2 separate regions of the Homo sapiens genome follow, and region 1 is linked to region 2. A link is a loop called in an ENCODE intact Hi-C map of the cell type or tissue named here. Cell type or tissue: gastrocnemius medialis. All regions are shown on one strand.

The links. Peaks named below come from ENCODE experiments on the same cell type or tissue, not always from the same donor. Only the 100,000 strongest peaks of a DNase experiment are listed, where the experiment ranks them.
Region 1: it touches region 2 in a loop (4-fold over the local background); 1 of 110 quality-filtered maps calls a loop at or near these places.

What each region holds. Positions count from the first base shown.
Region 1 is chr5:150,628,060-150,633,059 of GRCh38, reverse strand. It overlaps a transcript of SYNPO not described here. Among named protein-coding and RNA genes, the nearest start is that of SYNPO, 10 kb to the left of the region's middle. In gastrocnemius medialis, no CTCF peak of the experiment used is centred here; DNase peaks (open chromatin) are centred at 289 and 2,439; H3K27ac peaks cover 5,000 bases.
Region 2 is chr5:149,797,315-149,802,314 of GRCh38, reverse strand. The region is part of intron 1 of PPARGC1B (PPARG coactivator 1 beta); the gene reads right to left. Among named protein-coding and RNA genes, the nearest start is that of MIR378A, 67 kb to the right of the region's middle. In gastrocnemius medialis, no CTCF peak of the experiment used is centred here; DNase peaks (open chromatin) are centred at 841, 3,044 and 3,614; H3K4me3 peaks cover 285 bases; H3K27ac peaks cover 5,000 bases.

The DNA.
Region 1 (5,000 bases), 830 kb before region 2:
AAGCAGCTCTTTCCTAGTCCTAACTGACCATGGTATTTCATGAGTCATTTCCCAGGTCGAGGGGTAGGGACTCTGAGCAGGGACGATCAGGGCCAGAAGGAATGGTTTCTAGGTCCTGGGAAATTGCCCTCCCCTCTGCACATAGTGGACCACCTGCCATGGCTGTGATGAAGGCCACGCTAGGAGGGCGGTGTTCTGGGAGTCCCGAATGTAATCCTGTTGACTCACAAACATAAATAATGCACTAGTATGTTCTCTCCTCACCACCCTGTCACACTAAGAATAGCACCGGCTACTCTTTCAGGGATTCCAAGGGGAAGAGGGCAGGACAGCAAGATAGGGACAAGCAGGGAAAGACGTCACTGGGCTATGGACCATCAAGCACTCCTTCTCCAAACCCATAAAGCAGAGGAGCCTGGAGGGCAGAGCCGAAAGGGCCCTTAGAGGCCAACTGTCAGAAGCTCTCAGGGGGTGAGCAGATGGCACCTGCCCCTCCACCAGCCTGTTTTATCTTTTCCTCCTCCTGACGCCCATCCTAATAAAGCCTGTGCCTCTAACTTACCCCTCCACACTCCTCCCCCTCCTTGTTCATGGGATGAATAAATATACAGTGGGTGGGTGCCCTCTTATGTGTTTATATGTAAAGCTTTAGAGAAGGAAAAATATGCTATAGATTTTCATTTATCTTAAGTTTAAAAATAACTGACCTAGAATAGCGCTTCTCATAATTTAAAGTACATGGAAATTACTCAGGAATGTTGTCAAAATGCAGATTGTAATTCAGGAAGTCTGGGATGAGGAGGCCTGGGATTCTGCATTTCTAACAAGTTTCTGGGTGATGCTGATACTGCATCCATGGGCCATACACCGAGTGTAGAAAAATTAGAGTATTTATCTATAATAGAGATGGGGAAACTGATGCCCAGGGAGAAAAAGGGGTGTGCCCTAGAGCGTACAGCAGAGCTGGGCTCAGGATGCAAGCCTCCTGCCTGCCATCCCGGGGTTTTGGCTCCAGGGTTGGCTGGGGGTTGGTGCCTGGAATGGAACAGGGGACAGGCAGCCGTTACAGGCAGTGGAAGTAGGTCTGGGGCGGCCTTCATTCAGACACAAGCTGACCCTCCTTTGTCCACAGACTCCCACAGGGAATAAAAGGAAATAAGAACTCACCTGAACAGGGGCACTCAGCTTGAGTGACCGCAGCCTCCTGCCCAGGAACGCACTCTCACCAGCTTGCATCTGAGGCCTGCTGGGCCTCCATAACCCTCCTTGAAGAGATGGGGGAGAGAGGGCCCCAGACTCTGCATTTAGCCACCTCAAGAAGTGGCTGGGGGGGCATGAATGGGGTCTGTCGATAGCACTATCAGGGTGGACATCCAAGGGAAAGAGGAAAGGAAAGGAGCAAAGACCCACCTCCTAGATCAGCACCAGCATGCTCCTCTTTCCTATGATCCGCCTCAAGCCCCTTCGCAGGCTCCAGGCCCTGTACCACCAGCCCCACTGCCCTGACCCCTGCGCTGCAGCTCCCGTCGTGGTGCTTCACCTCCCAGCCTGCCAGGCTCCAGCCATGCTGACCCTCTTTCTAGTGCTCGGCCAGCCCAGCACTTTCTCCCCTCAGGGCCTCTGCACTGGCTGCTCCTTTTCCTAGAGCTCTTTCTTCCCTTGCCCCCTTGGCTGCACCTTTCTGACCACACTTCTCATCCTTCAGGTCTGTTCACAGGTCCCAAGGCCCTCAGAGGTCACATTCTCCTGCCACAACACTCTCTGCCTCTTCCCTAAACGCTCATCAGCTTTGTAATTCCATAAGGATTTGTTTTCACGTCAGTCTGCCTGTCCCCGCAGGGCAGGGACCTTGGCTATGTCCATGCCCCTGTGCCTCGGCCATAGCTGGGCCTGAATAAACATTTGTTGACTAAGTAAAAGAGCAAATGCATGAAACACTGCTCACATCATGACTGCAAAGCCTCCTGCCTTCATGCTCCCATGTGACCTCACTCACCCGGAGTTGTACAGGATTGGGATTTGCACAATTATCTGGGTACTGGCCTCTGCTCTGCTGCACCCTAGCTGAGTGGCCACTGCAGGTCACCTCTCTGAGTGGGGTCTCCTGCAGTGTCTGTCAGGTCTAAATGAGAGAAGAAATCTGGGAAAGAACTTTGATTGACAGCATTACTCTGTCAATGTTTGAGGCCCAGAGAGGGAAAGGGCTCATTCAAGGCCACACAGCCAGTGTGTGGGGATGCCAGACACCCCTGGCACAGCTTAAAGTCCACAGCTGAGCTTCAGGCCCACCCAAGCTCAGTAAGAGCACCATCTGCCTGGAGGCTGGGCAGGGATGGAGGAGGGAGAGGAGAGGGTGGATGGGAGCATTCAGCCTCAGGCCCAGAGCCAGGGTATGGTGGGCGGGGCCCCCAGCAGGAGACCTGAGTGGGGCCTGGCAGCCAGGCATGGGGGAGCCAACTGGCTCAGGTTGGGTGGTGGCATGCTTGTTCTCCGTGCGCGTGACAGTCTATTTTTTAATCAGTACTCTCCCCATCCCCCAACTCCATGTGCCCTCCCAAAGGGCCCCATATTGGGAATAATGTCCTGGCTGAGGAGGCCAGGGCCACCTTAGGGATCCATGGGAGGGTCCCCAACATCTCATCTTCCTATGGAGCCCACAAGAACTAAGCGGCCCAGAAGGCAGGACAGGAGGCTCAGGGATGAAGCGTGTCCTCTGCCTGTGTGACCCTGGGCTGCTCCCTAAACACTCTGACCTCAGTTTCCCCTAACTGTACAATGGTGGCGGTGTGCCAGACTGCGTGGGAGTTTATTACAACTCAAGCACTTAGGAGCCACTCAAGTTCCAAGGCACTAACAACGCCCACTCATCAGGCCATGGCAGAGCCTTCCATGCCCACAGTGACTGCAGGGCACCCTTGATCCTCTCTGACCTACTGCCAGGGGAATAGAAAGGTTGAGCTGGTTCAAGGGCCAATCTCAGAGCCCCGGACCCTAGACCCAGTGAGGCTCCTCCTTCCAGGACCTAAGCTTCAGGGATGATGAGGATCAAAGATGAATGCTGTCTGTTCTGGGATAGGTGGCTTGCTTTTTCTGAGCCCCTGGCACTCCATCTAGTGTGGGAGAGACCATGTTGCGAAGAAGTTAAGCACACAGTTTTTGGGGCCAGACTGCCTGTGTTTGAATCTAGCCACTTACCAGGTGTGCGACCTTGGAAGCTCACTTAACCAACTTCTCTGTGCCTCAGTTTCCCATCTGCAAAATGCTAATAACAGTACTCACCTCATGGAGTTGTTGATGCGTAAAGAACTTAAAGCACCCATGGTACATAGTAAATAACAGTAAACAATCATTTTTCAAGAACTGTGGCTTTTATCTTTCAAGCACTCTTAGACTCTAAGAGATTTTATTCTGGAGGATTACACGCAAGGGTCTCAGGTTAGCCCACTCTCCTGTCCCAGGGGCTCATCCAGCCTGCCCCTTCCTTGACCCTTGACACCATGGTGTCAGCCCCTCCTGCTAGCCCCATGTTCTTGGTGACAAGCCAGTAAGGAGCTTTGTCACACCCATGATCCCCTCAGATCCTTACTAGCCCATATCTCAGCAGTCAGAAGTGAAGCCTGAGGCCCAGAGGAAGCAAATGATTTGCCCAAGACCACCAGCCAGTCAGCTAAGAGCGGAGGTTCGAGCATCCGTTCCTGAAGCTCAGTCCAGGCATTTTCCGCTGTGCTTGTGCCTATTCTCCCACCATCAAAACCTGTTCCTAGGCCGGGCATGGTGACTCATGCCTGTAAGCCTGAGGCAGATGGATCACTTGAGCCCAGGAGTTCAAGACCAGTCTGGGCAACATAGCGAGACACTGTCTCTACTAAAAATACAAAAATTAGCCGGGCACGGTGGCACATCTCTGTAGTTCCAGCTACTTAGGAGGTGGGAGGATCACTTGAGCCCAGGAGGTCGAGGCGGCAGTGAGCCATAATCATGCCACTGCACCCCAGCCTGGGTGGCCGAGTCAGACTCTGTCTCAAACAAACAACCCAACCAAACAAACAAAAAAACCTGTTCCTGGCCAAACATCAAAAAGTAACTTATACTGAGATACAATTAGTCTTAAGCGAGAGCCCATCTCCTTAAGAACTTGCTATTTCTATTTTTTTGCTGGAGTCTCACTCCGTCTCCCAGGCTGGAGTGCAATGGCGCGATCTCGGCTCACTGCAACCTCTGCCTCCTGGGTTCAGGCGAGTCTCCTGCCTCAGCCTTCTGAGGAGCTGAGATTACAGGCATGCACCACCATTCCTGGTTAATTTTGTATTTTTAGTAGAGACGGGGTTTCACCATGTTGGCCAGGCTGGTCTCAAACCCCTGACCTCAGGTGATCCCCCTGCCTTGGCCTCCCAAAGTGCTGGGATTACAGGCGTGAGCCACCACACCTGACCGCTATTTTAACAGAGATCAAAACCTCACAATACCTAAATGGTAGCTCATTTTTTTTTAGCATTTATCATCATCTCATTTAATTTTCAGAACAACAGTATACAACAGGGTCTATTATTGTTTCTATTTTATAGATGAGGAAACAAAAACCCAGAGAGGTTACATAACATAGTTAAGATCTCCCAGCCAGCCAGGAAGGGAACCCAGAGGTCCAACCACAGAATCTGTGTATTAGCCACACATGAGGCATGCCTCCAAGAATTTAGGAGTAGACTGAATTTTGTTCCACCCGCAGCAACCCTGGGAGGCTGGACAGGGTAGGGTAGGGCAGGGTCTGCACAGTACTATACGACCCTGCCTCACCGAGTGGAAAAGCTGAAGCTAGGCTGGTGGAATTTCAGGCAGCAGCAGCCAGTTGGTAGATTTCATTCCAAACAGAGGGCTTGTGTAAGCCTTTGGAATTACAGGGCCTACAGGCTGCTTCCATGTTGACTCCTCCTCTGGCCACACTGGGTAGCAATTGAGCCCCAATATCCAGGGACAGTTCACAAAAGACTCTGACCACACAC
Region 2 (5,000 bases):
TTGAGTGCTGCCAGAAGCCAGCAAGCCAGGAGGGACGGAGGAGCGAGGGCCACATGGCTGTGTCCTTTCAGACCGTGTAGGACAATGCTCTTCCAGACCAGCTCTGAACTGGTTCCTGAGGTCAGGGCAGACACTACACTGAGGGTCACTGGAGCAACCAGACAGAAGCTGGGGCCTTGGGCCAAGTCCTGAGAAGGGTCAAAGTGAACTGGAGAACACTTATCCAGAGGACCGTCAACCAGAGGAGCTCGGGGGTCAGGGACGGGGCGGTGCTGAGCTGTGTAATCTTGGCCAAATGATTTAACTTCTCCGGGTCTCAGTAAAATAGGGTACACCCACCTGCTTAGGGTTCTTATGAGGATTAACGAGAAGGGCTTCACATAGTGTCTAGTGCAAAGTAGATACTCAAAAGACAATGGCCATCAGTGAGATTACTACACAAGAGTCCTTAAGCAACTACAGCTGCAGCCTCTCTGGGTTGCTGGGCCTTCCTGTAGCTTCCTCACACCCAGTCACTGAGTTAACCCTTCATGCTCTGAGACAGACCCAGTTCACACCACCAACTCACACGTCAATGGCAGCCATAGCCTCCTGCCTCTACTCCAGCCCCCACCAGGCGGCTAGACACAGAGCAGCCACAGCTATCTTCTCAAGACACAGACCTGACCCCACTGGCTCCCTCTGATTCCTCCCAGGTAAAGACTGAAACTCTTTCTGTGGCCTGTAAGGTCCTGCACGGTGTGTCTCCTGCCTCCCTGTCCCACATCATTTCACACCAGCACCCACTCCCTACTGCCACTCTGAGTCCTGCTGGCTTCTTTCCACCCCTGGCACTTGACAGGATCTGTCCCCTGACATAGCCTCTGCGCATGCTGTTCCCTCTCCCGGAACACGCTTCCCACACATAAAGGCTTTGCCTACTTATCTCCTATTCATCCTTCACTCTACTTCCTGGAGGAAACTTTTTTTTGAGCTTGCAGATCATATAAGGAGCCTTTCTGCACGCTCTCATGGCCTTCTGAAGGTACAGAGGCTTCTGGAGCTGAGCACACTGGGAAATTAAGCATTTATTATTAAACATTTATATGCATGAGTATTTTATTAATGCTCACTACTGTATCCCTGGCACCTGGCACATAGTAAGTGCTCAATAAACACTTGGAGAGGGGATTAGGAGCCTGGCCATTCCCTTGTGCCCATATCACCCACTCGTCCTACAAGGTCCTGCTCTCTCTCTCCTCATCCCCTAGGTCTTCATTCCCCATACACATGGGACAAACCCTGACACTACCTGATCCACGCCATATGTCCATGACCCATAGGCCTGGCACCAGAGATCCAAACGTTTCTAGATCTGATTTTCTTGAAAGCAGCTTTGGGTCATGGCCAAGGGAGGCGTGTGCCGCCGCCTCAGCAGTAAATGCTGATGAAGCTGTCTGGACCAGCTGAGCTGAGATCAGGAAATGCCAAGATTTAAAAGCATCCAGAACCCATTTATTTATTGTTGTTCTTGCACTTCCAGGCTATTTTGAGCTTCAGATCAATCGGTTGGCCCTCTTCTCTCCAAATGTCACTCCTGAAACACCCAACATGCACCTGGCCCCACCTGTTGGGACTCAGCTCCCCCTGCCCCATCTGTCACATGACAACAGCAGCAAAAACAGCGGAGGCTGTTTACCAGGTGCCTCTGTGAGTTGTAAGTGCTCTCACCAAAAGTGCCTAACAGTCCCAAAGGGAGGTATTGTTAGCCATTTAAGACATGGGGAAATTGAAGTGAAGAAATTTGCCCAGGGTCACACAGCTAGAGAGTGCTGAAACTGGGATTCAACCCCAGATCTTCCAAATCCAAAGACCAGGCTCGTAATTGCTTGGCAATACTGCCTGCCTCACTCCTATCAAAGCTCCCCATACGCACTGTAGTTTTTCTCATCTCTGAGTTCTTGGTGATATCTTTCTAGCGACCTGCAATGACCACCAATGTTTTCGCACCACTGGTCAAAAGCCATCCCTCCCCTCGTGCACTGCTATGGGAAGACTGCCAAGATGGGCTGTTAGGTGGAAGGGGATGTTAACGTTACATGATCCTGTTTACACTTTTTTTATGATGCATAGATAGGTACACTTCATATATCCATAGATTATTGCAAGAAGGACACACAAGAATAGTAGGAGTTGGAGGAAATAGGAATAAGGAGTTGGTTAGGCATGGGAGAGGTCAGAGAATATTTACTTTCTATTTTATGTCCTTCTTTACTCTTTGAAGGTTTTTATTTTTATCATATACATGCTGCAACTCATTCCTCAAAACCCAATTCCAGCCAAGCGCAATGGCTCACACCTGTAATCCCAGCACTTTGGGAGGCCGAGATGGGTGAATTACCTGAGGTCAGGAGTTCGAGACCAACCTGGCCAACATGGCAAAACCATCTCTATTTTAAAAAATGCAAAAATTAGCCAGGTGTGGTGGCGTACACCTGTAGTCCCAGCTATTCAGGAGGCTGAGGCAGGATAATCACTTGAACCCGGGAGGCGGAGGTTGCAGTGAGCTGAGATTGTGCCACTGCACTCCAGCCTGGGTGACAAGAGCAAGACTTCGTCTCAAAAAAAAAAAAAAAAAAAAACAACAACAAGCAAACAAACAAACAAAAAAGCCCATTCATATGCCACCTCCCTGATGGAGCCTGCCCTGAATGCCCCAGCTTCTCCTTCCTCCAGTCTCTCTCTGGGCATTTAGGTCACTGAGCCTGTGTCCCCAGTGCACATACATATCAGCAGGAGCCTCAGGGCCTGGTTCAGTGTCTCGGGCTTCCAGGGTCTCCCTTCAATCGAGCCTAAGCCTTTGCTCAGGGAAGGGCATGAGAGCCCTGGTGAATGAATAACTATTTTACTTTCTATCTTGGTCCATGCCTCCTGAAGCCAAAGAAGCTGGAAACTCTAAAATGGAGCTTAGGGGTGGGGAGGAGAAGAGGAGAGCAGAGAATCAGAGGGTAAATTCAGCTCCTGGAAGCCTGCCCAGTGCTCATCCCTGGGAAATGACTCAAGCACCACTTATGCCAGCAGACAGTCCATTTGGGCCCTGAGGTCACCAAACCTCGTCATGGTCCTGCTTATTAAATATAGAGGTGTGTGAAATAAAGCCACCACTTCTTGTTCTGGGATTCTGAGGAAGGGACAGACAGACAGGGATGAGAGGTGAGGAATCTGTCCCCCATTCTCCACCCTTCACAGTCCATCTAGTGAGGTCTCCACTGTGGCTGAGTTTGGACCACCAGGTCACACTTGGCTCTTGGTGGGAGCTTAGCAAATGTCCTATCTCACCTCTCAGGCAGCAAGGAGGTCTCTGCCTTCCTCAGCACCCAGCCCCTGCTTGGGGGCTAGGGACCTCTGAGAGCTTGGTAATATTTGGCCCATAAGAATCACTGCCCTTTGCTGAGCCTCTCTTTTGTGCCAAGCACATTATGGACATCTTGTTTATACTGTCCAACAACCACATAAAGGCAGGTAGACAGACTGTCCAGTCCACTCTACAGATGAGGAAACTGAGTCCCAGGGATGGTAAGCAATGTGCTCAAAATCACTCAGCTAAGTTAGGGGTAGTCGGAATTGGACCAAAGTCTGCTGGTCATCTGAGCCATACCAAGGTTGCAACAGGGGAAGAACGTGAACTAGAACTCCATTGGCTGGAGCTATGTGATTATAATCAGGCCACCCCATGGCCCTAGGCCTCAGCCTTCTCGTTTGCTCAGTGGACTGGCTGCTCACAGGCAGCACGGGAATCAACTAAGCTGAGGCCATGCTTCTCTATCTCTGATCACATACCTGGAGTGGCAAGACATACTCAGAGGCATACACAGGAGGCATGGTGCCTCTTTTCAGAACTCCATTTTACCCCCAAGATTTGCCATAATAAAGTCAAGTCATTTAACTGGAAAGGGGAACATTCTTGTATTATAAAAACAGAACTAAACAAAACAAAAAAACAAGGGCGTGTTAGAGACTAGAAATGCAAATGCTGGATTAATTTTTTCAGACAAAATATGATTTTTTTGTGGTGCGGACTCTATTCAAATCAGTTGTAGGTTTAGCTGATGGGGCTACTTTGGAGGCAATGGTGGACTGTTCTGAACGCTGACTTTGGAATGAGAAAGATGTGCATTAATTTGGGCTTGGTCCCTTAACCAGCTGTGTGGCCCTGGCCAAGACACTCAACCTCTCTGGGCCTTAGCTCTTTTATCTGTAAAATGGGAATGATAAGATCATACTTGTAAAGTAAGGGTCCTTAACCTTTTTTGAGCCATGGGTCCCTCTGAGATCTGATGAAGCCTATAAACTTCTCACAACATTTATGAATGCATAAAATAAAAAAATAAATGAATTGTTTTTTGGCGGGGGGTGGGGATGGAGTTTTGCTCTGTCGCCCAGGCTGGGTGCAATGGTGCAATCTCGGCTCACTGCAACCTCTGCCTCCCAGATTCAAGCAATTCTCCTGCCTCAGCCTCCCTAATAGCTGGGATTACAGGCACACGCCACCACACCCAGCTAATTTTTATATTTTTAGTAGAGACAAGGTTTCACCATGTTGGCCAGGCTGGTCTCGAACTCCTCACCTCAAGTGATTCACCCGCCTCGGCCTCCCAAGGTGTTGGGATTACAGGTGTGAGCCACCGCGCCCAGCCGAAACATTTTTAAATGCACCAAATGAAATGTAGAATTATAAAGAAAACCAATACTATCAAAATATATTTACAAAATAATAAAAAAAGAATCTGTTATGGTAGTGTTTCCTTATTAACAAATAACAAGAGCTAGTGGCATGCCTAATAATTACTTATAATTTGGAAATAGCAATGAGCCTAAATATTTGTAGATATCTTGAACAACTGTGATATACAAATATCTGTGATTTCCATTGACAACAAAGTCACCGTTACCACTAATACTTTTTTTTGTCCCCTACATTCATAAAGGAAATGCTAAATTTCAGCTAGAGATTCATGAAA